Regions from separate parts of the Mus musculus genome. Here region 2 is linked to region 1. The links are chromatin loops, found by intact Hi-C in ENCODE. Cell type or tissue: left cerebral cortex. All regions are shown on one strand. Region 1 overlaps St3gal3 (ST3 beta-galactoside alpha-2,3-sialyltransferase 3). Region 2 overlaps St3gal3 (ST3 beta-galactoside alpha-2,3-sialyltransferase 3).

What was found. Hi-C counts contacts between places; a loop is a spot of excess contacts. Peaks named below come from ENCODE experiments on the same cell type or tissue, not always from the same donor. Only the 100,000 strongest peaks of a DNase experiment are listed, where the experiment ranks them.
Region 2: it touches region 1 in a loop (1.9-fold over the local background); 3 of 42 quality-filtered maps call a loop at or near these places.

What each region holds. Positions count from the first base shown.
Region 1 is chr4:117,981,030-117,985,029 of GRCm38, reverse strand. The region is part of intron 5 of St3gal3 (ST3 beta-galactoside alpha-2,3-sialyltransferase 3); the gene reads left to right. All of the region lies in intron 1 of 9530034E10Rik (RIKEN cDNA 9530034E10 gene), which reads right to left. Among named protein-coding and RNA genes, the nearest start is that of 9530034E10Rik, 8.0 kb to the right of the region's middle. In left cerebral cortex, no CTCF peak of the experiment used is centred here; DNase peaks (open chromatin) are centred at 1,663 and 2,155.
Region 2 is chr4:118,064,157-118,068,156 of GRCm38, reverse strand. The region is part of intron 2 of St3gal3 (ST3 beta-galactoside alpha-2,3-sialyltransferase 3); the gene reads left to right. Among named protein-coding and RNA genes, the nearest start is that of St3gal3, 69 kb to the left of the region's middle. In left cerebral cortex, a CTCF peak has its summit at 2,143 (motif pointing right); no DNase peak of the experiment used is centred here.

The DNA of each region.
Region 1 (4,000 bases):
CCCTGTGGTCCTCACCGTGCCTTCCAGAGGCACCCAGTGAATGAAGCCTCTCTTCTGCACTATTTCCCCAGAGATTTGGAGCTGGTGGTCACACGATTTCAGGTCTCTGCCCTCATGAGGCATTCGCAGGAGCAGGTTTCCAACCTGGTGGACCTCTCCTGAGTCAGGTCCATCGATTTCCACTCCCTTTAGGGAACCCCACAAGTAGAGTGTGTGCTTCCTCCAGGGGTGGCCTGACAGAAGACTTTCTCCATAATAGCCAAATGCTCCAAGTAGGCCACTTTTTAGTGATCACATCACACTGACTCTCTTAGTTTCATGTCTGTTGTTGAGATAAAATACCCTGACAAAAAGCAAACTGGGGAATAAAGGGCTTACTTTAGCTCCTGCTTACGATCCACTATATGGAGAGTCAAGGCATCAGGAACTTGATGGAGCTGCTCAAGAGCAGAGAGAGAATGGATGTGTCATGCCTCCTTGCATGCTTGCATATTCTTAGCTTGATTGCTTCACTCTCATATGGTCCAGGAATTCCCTGGCTAGGAAATGGTGCCACCCACAGTGGGCCGGGTCTTCCCATAGTATCAGTTATCTTAATTAAGACAGTCCCCACAGACATGCCCATAGGCCAAACCAACATACACAATAGTTCATTGAGTCCAGGCATTCTAGGTGTGTCAAGTTGATAATTCAAGCTGACCAGCACACTGACCAGAGCCTTTTTTTCCAGTGGTGGGAGTTGAACCCAGGTCCTCATATGTGCTAGAGAAGCACCAAACCACTCAGCTGCAATCTGTCCCTACGCCACGAGCCTGTTCTCTAAGCATGTATGACGATTCCATCATACATGTGGATGATCCCATGTACGTTGTGGGCCCAGACCAAGTCTGCCACTCTGGAGCCATGTCCATGTGACAGGATTAGACACGTAGAGTGAGGTATTTGTTGATGACACCATGAAGAATGCAGGAGACTTTCCTGGGGCAACTCAGAGCATCCTTGGTTAGTCCCAAGACCCTCCCTACACGTGGCGCAGCCACATTCTCTGGTGGATGGTGTCTTCTTGCTTTCTTTGGAATAAAGTATGCCCAAAGTACATGACAATAACCTGGAGGTCCCAGAAAAGCCCTGGTCAAAGGCCTGAGGATGTAGTTTAGTTGGTAGGATGCCTGCCTAGCATGCATAGAGCTCTAAATTCAGTTCCCAGCACAGCAGGAAACTAGGCTTGGAAGGCCAATTAGTGACCCATGCCTTTAATCCCAGCACTCAGCCAAAGGGAGGTGGATCTGTGAATTGAAGCCTGCCCTGACCAGAGAGCTACATAGTAAGACCCTATCCAAAAATAATTAATTAATTAAAAATTAAAAAACAAAATTAGGTATGGAACCTGGGAATGGGGGAAGCACCCGGGAGGTGGTGGAAGGGGGATCAGAAGAAATTCAAGGCAGGAGCTAGAGAGATGGGCCAGTCCAGCAGAACTATGGGGATCTGGGTTCAGATTCCAGCATCCATGGCAAAAGCCAGGCACAGCTGCACACACACCTGCTGACTCCAGTTTTATTGGAGGCTGCAGATCCCAGACTGGGTGGAATAAAGACTTTATCTCAGAGAAATAAGGCAGGCTGACAAGGCAAGCTGCCCAGTCCTCCTCTGACTTTTATAAGCGCGTTCACCTACACACACATGAGTGTGCATGTTGAATTCAAGGCCAGCCTGGGATCCATGCGACCTTGTCTCATATGAATAAAAATAAAGAAGATTCCTGTCAAGAGCCCTGGGGAAAGGGCAGGGGCTATGCAGCCAGACACCGCATGCACGCACGCAAGAGCCTTTAAGAATAAGGCATCGACTACGATAAGGTCTGTAGGAGAGAGAGCTGGGCCTGGGCCTCAGATCCAAAGCTGTGAGGACAGGGCTGGCTCAAGTGTTCTCAGTCACTCTGGAGCCTCCAGACTCCAAAATGGCTCATACCCAGCCAGAGAAGCAGTGCATGGAGCAGGCAGAGCCCAGCCTCAGGCTGAGGGAGTCCCTCTGGGCTGCTGTCAACTCTGCCTCTGACCTGGCACTCCCTGTGCACGAAGGGAATGGCTGATACCAAAACTGGGAGGGGAGGAAGGGAAACGGGAGGAACTGCCAGTTATTGAGCAATGTGGCGTGCCAAGACTTCCTACGCCTTATCCCGCTTCCTCTCTACAGCAACCGGGGAGGTAGGCGGTAATGTGCAGCCCACATCACATCCATTCATTCATCAAGTATTTAGCAGGTGACAATTAAGTGTCAGGCTCTGCTGGCTGTGAGAGAATCTGACAGGCAGCCTGCCTTCATTGGAGCGCATGCTCAAATAGAGACATGGCACAGAAACAAGACATATACGTAAAACTGAGTTAAGTACAGTTAAGGTTCTGTAACTGGAAGTGTCAGGGGAAAGTAAAGAGGAATGGAGAGGAGGGAGTTGAAGAGACTGATGTTTCAGGGGTTGAGAAACAAGTAGGAACCCAAGGGTCACGGAAGTCGACCACAGTTACAGCTCAGATGAACGGTTAGGGGTACCGTAGAGATGCGGGTGAGCAGCGCTATGGAGCTGGTAGATTGCTCCAGCAGGTTCCTGTGAAGTAGACAAGGCCAGTTCAGATTGCCACAGATGCTTCAAGCAGTGGGCTGTCTAATGGAAGCATAGAGATAGTCTGAAGGGTCATCCAGATTAGAGAACCCAGCGTGACCACACTGGGCTCAATGAGAGACCACGCCGAGTGTACTTTTCCCGTTCACAGTTTCTGTGCAGGTGTGTGGATGGGGGTGGCTGATTTTAACTACTTTCCCATTCACAAGAAAAGAGAAAAGGAAGCTGAGACTGAAGGCCAGCTCAGTGGAGTCAGTTACAGATTTGGTATGTAAGGAGGTGAGAACCGCAAGCGAGTCTCCAGGGGAGGATGCTGAAAAGATGGCATCTACTCCTAAGTATAGGTGGAGGAATGGGCAAGCCACCTGTGAAGTTGTGATTCTGCAGAGGACTCCGGTGATCAGAGGTAACCTAGCCTAGGACAGAGGCAGGAATAAGTAGCCGGAACAGGCAGGGAAAAGCAGGTTCCAGGGCACATCTGCCTTCACGTTCCCAGTTTCTGTATTCAAAAGGAGACCTCTTTCCTGTGCCCCACCTTTTGAGGAAGGAGGAGGGTACCGTCAGTATTGAGGCAGATAACAATTGCTTTTAGAGCCTACCCCCCACTTTAATATTGACAGAGCCTACAGTCGAGAGGAGACACACCTGCTAAGAAAGGGGTGACGGACTTGAAACAGGTGAATCATTGTTGGTTTGTGGTCACAGAGGCACAAGGCTTCCAGAGAGGTCAAGGCCGAAAGCAGTATGAGAAGGAGGGAGGGGAAGAGGGGGGGAGGAGGAGGGCGGGAGGGGAAGAGGAGGGAGGGAGGGGAAGAGGAGGGAGGGAGGGGAGGAGGAGGGAGGGAGGGGAGGAGGAGGGAGGGAGGGGGGAGGAGGGAGGGAGAACAAATATGAATCAGAACTAGGATCTTAGCTGTAACGTGGGAGACACCGCATCTCACATGCTATCATAAGACTTCAAAGACCAGGAGTTCACATGTGAACCAGTAAGAAGGCTGGAACTTGGTCACCTCTAGGACACGTGTCCCTGCCAGGGTTGGCAGTGTAGGTCTTGGGGAGCTGTTGTGTGGCTAGAAGAACCCAGAGTAAGTCTCTAGCCCTGGATTGACAGTCATGGGGTGCAGATTGCAGCAGAGAATGGGGGAGCTTTAAGATGCTGGGTGTGGATATGGGAATCAAATGCTGTAGCCCTGTAGTTTATGGCTATGACAGGCCCTTGTCCCATGCACAGGATCTCCAATATGCTAAGCGCTGTTCTAGAAATTGAATGTGGTATTGAGGTAAAGTGATGTAGCTCAGCAGTAGGGTGCATGGTTATCTTATCCAGGGCCCTGAATCCTATCCCTTCCAGGGAGGAGAAAGGGAGACGATCTCACCAGT
Region 2 (4,000 bases), 83 kb before region 1:
CTACTTTGAAGATAGTATGACCTAAATGAATATAAAGTGCACACAGGCTTAACAATCCAGGCAAAAATCATCTCAACCTGACAGAACAGTACTTAAGTGGAAACAATCTATATTATGACCCTCCATAAAAAATAACGTGCTAGGTGAGAAAACTGTGTATGTCTCTGTGTGTGCGTGTGCGTGTGCGTGTGCGTGTGCGTGTGTGTGTGTGTGTGTTTGTGTGTGTGTAATATGACCCATTTCCTGCCCTATGACCCATGCCCTAACCATAGATACTTTGTTTCTGCAGGCTTGCCTATTCTGGGAGTTGCATATGTAGTGCAGGGACTCAAACAACTTCTGCCAGTTGTTTTTCCCTTAGGGTAGTGTTTCAGAGCTCATCCGCAGTATAGTACATGCCAGTACTTCATGCCTTTCTGTGGCTGAGTGACGTTTTTAATGGGATAATGACTACATTTTACTTATCCACACATGACCCACTAATGGATATTTTGGTTCTTCTGGGTTTTTTTTTTGTTTTTTGTTTTTGTTTTTTTTTTTTTTTGTTTTTTTGAGACAGGGTTTCTCTGTGTAGCCCTGGCTGTCCTGGAACTCATTCTATAGACCAGGCTGGCCTCGAACTCAGAAATCCGCCTGCCTCTGCCTCCCGAGTGCTGGGATCAAAGGCGTGCGCCACCACGACCGGCATAGGTTCTTCTGTTTCTGGCTGTCAGAAATAATGCTTGTGTGGATGTGTGGACACCATGTACAAGCTTTTATGTGTGCAGCACATTCCCATTTCTCTTGGCCTAGCAGTGGGATGGCTGAACCATAGGATAACTGTGTGTAGCCAGGGTTCACTAGAGGAACAGGGCTTACAGATCGAGTCTAACATAGGTAGGAAGGGATTGATTAGAATGCTTACAGCAGTGGTTCTCAACCTTCTTGATGCTGGGACCCTGTAACACAGTTCCTCGTGGTGTGCTGACCCCCAGCCATAAAATGATTTTCTTTTCTTTTCTTTTTTTTAAAAAAGATTTTATTCATGTATTTGGTATATATGATGAATACACTGTAGCTGTCTTCAGACACCTGAACAGGACATCGGATCCCATTACAGATGGTTCTGAGCCACCATGTGGTTGCTGGGATTTGAACTCAGGACCTCTAGGAGAGCAGTCAGTGCTCTTAACCTCTGAGCCATCTCTCCAGCCCCCATAAAATGATTTTCATTGCTAGTTCACAACTGTAATTTTGCTCCTGTTATGGATCACAATGTAAATATTTTTGGAGATAAGAGATTTGCCAAAAGGAATGAAGAGATGGCTCTGCAGTTAAGAGCACCAGCTGCTGTTCTAGAGGACCCAGGTTCAATTCCCGGAACCCTCATGGGTGGTTCACAACCATATGTAACTCCAGTTCCAAGAGATCTGATGCTCTCTTCTGGCCTTTCTGGACACCAGGCATGTATGTGACACAGAGACACGTAAACAGACGCACACACCCTTACACATAAAATAAAACACTTTTTCAAAGTGGGTTTTCCCACTTCAAATGATTTAATTAAGAAAAAAAGCCTTCCAGGTAGTGGAGGTACACACCTTTAGTCCCAGCAATCAGAAGGCAGAGGCAGGAGGATCTCTTGAGTTTGGGGCCAGCCTGTTCTACAGAGCAAGTTCCAGGACAGCCAGGGCTACACAGAGAAACCCTGTCTTGAAAAACAAAAAAGAAAAGAAAGAAAAAAAAAATCCCTCACAGGTGTGTGTGCCCGGCCACTTGGGTTTCAGTTAGTTCCAGATGTAGCCGAGTTGACAACCAAGAATGGCCACCAGACCAACTGAGAGACTCCCAGGCTGGCTCCCAGTCTCCATCATTATACCCAGCCCGCTCTTACGTGAGTGCCAGGGACCCAAACGCAGGTCTTCATGCTTGTGTGGTAGGCATTTTACTGACTGAGCCATCTCCTCAGCCCCCAAAGACCCTTCGAAGCTAAAATAAAGCAAAAAGAAAGAAAGAAAGAAAGAAACAAACAAACAAAAAAATCACAAAAAACTCAGACCCTGTAGTTCTAGGAAATTTTCATTGAATTCTTTCTTTAAATTTTTTCCCTTTTCACATTTTTTTAACCCAACTTTTTTTTTTTGAGATTTATTTATTTTATGTATGTCTTCAGACACACCAGAAGAGGGCATCAGATCCCATTACAGATGTTTGTGAGCCACTGTGTGGTTGCTGGGAATTGAACTCAGGAGCTCTGGAAGAGCACCGCTGAGCCATCTCTCCAGCCCCTCTTCCCTACTTTTTTCTTATTTGTTCTCATATTCTAGATGTCATATTCTAGGTGTCTAACTTTCTGTCCTATATTCCGAAAGTTTTCCTCAATTTGTTTTTAACCTTTTTTTAAAAATTATTATTCCTGACATTATAGTTTTAAAAAGATGTCTTCTATTTTTATTTATGTTGCGTCTCTTTATGTGTGCTCACAGAAGCCAGCATAGGGCAGTAGAACCCTGGAGCTGTACTCACCCACTGTTGTGAGTCACCCCATGTGGGTGTTAGGAATCGAACTCGGGTCCTCGAGACTGGTATACTCTCTCACAAGATGGAGCCATGTCTCCATCACCTAAGTGGGATCTTCTACAGAGATTTGATGTAACCGACAAAGTTTAAAATATTTACTGGTCATTTGCAGAGAAAGATTTCCAGTTCCCAACTGAAATCCATTTTCAGCTGGGTGACTGGTTAAGTTTCCTGGGTGCCCACTCAGAGTTGACCAACAACTGAATACATGGACGGCTTCCCCATGTTTAAACCTTTATACTTGTGGGTTGCCCCAGGCCTTCAGTTGGGCCATCTGCAGTGCGTGGCGATAGTCACCACAGATTTTGTTAATTGAACTTGGAGGGTACGTGTTCACTCTGCACTAATGGCTATTCTTGTCCCCGGGACAGAATGCCTGCCATAAACCACTCAAAAGGAATGATTTATCTTGGCTCCCGGTTTCACAAGATTCTGTCTGTGATCACTTGGCTCCATATTACTGGGCCCATCGAGGGTTGGGACATCATGGTTGTGGGGGCAGGGGGACACAAGAGCTTCTTCATGGTGAACAGGCAGCAAGGAAATACAGTGAGGGAACAGGGCCAGATACAGGCCAAGGACAGGTACCAGTGACCTCTTCCTCCAATAGCCCTGCCTTTTTCTGTTACCACCTCCTAATAACCATGCAACCATGCAGCATATTTTGGCGCGATCTAGGAATTAATCCACTCATAGGTCAGAGTCCTCATGATGTAGTCATTGCCATAGACACACCCAGGAGCGTGTTGCACCTGTCTCTCCTAAGCGCGTCTTAATCCACAGCTAGAAAGTCCAGATCCGCCCTCCCCACTCTTCATTTCCCCTCCATAGCATTTGAGATTGCATGGCTTTCGTGCTTAGTAATTTACCTGAACCTGCTCTTGAGGCCACTGGTTGGCTAACTGCTAGGTACAGGTGTCTAGTTTCATTGTCCCTTGGCTATTAACTTAGCACCACAGAATGAGTAAATGATAAAGGTTTCCTTCGGCTTTTGGTTCTGGTCCATGTCCAGTGAGACAGCCTTTTTGCTGGCAGAGTCCTGAAGCTGTGCAGGGGGTTGCGTGGTGGGAGTTGTTCGCATGAGCTATACTCATAGGGCTCCGTCCTGATGTCGCCCTCCGGCCCTAATCGCAGTCAGTGGCTCTACCACTACAGTTGCGTCCATTCGCACGCTCTCTAGTGCCTCACTGTGGGGACTGAACGCCAGCCTGAGCTTCAGCGGGAGCAAAGCCTGTTCAAACCACAGCCCCAGAGGAAGGGTCTCTAAGGCACACTTCCCCTTCTGCGCTACGTCTAGCACTGTGGTCGTCTCTCTGTTCTAGAGTACCTGTACTCCCTTCTTCTGCAATCCCGGTTTGGACTGGTCCTCACCTCCCCACATCTAACCCGACCCTTCATCTCTCACAGACACACTCAGGAGAGAGCTTCACCTGGCTGCTAA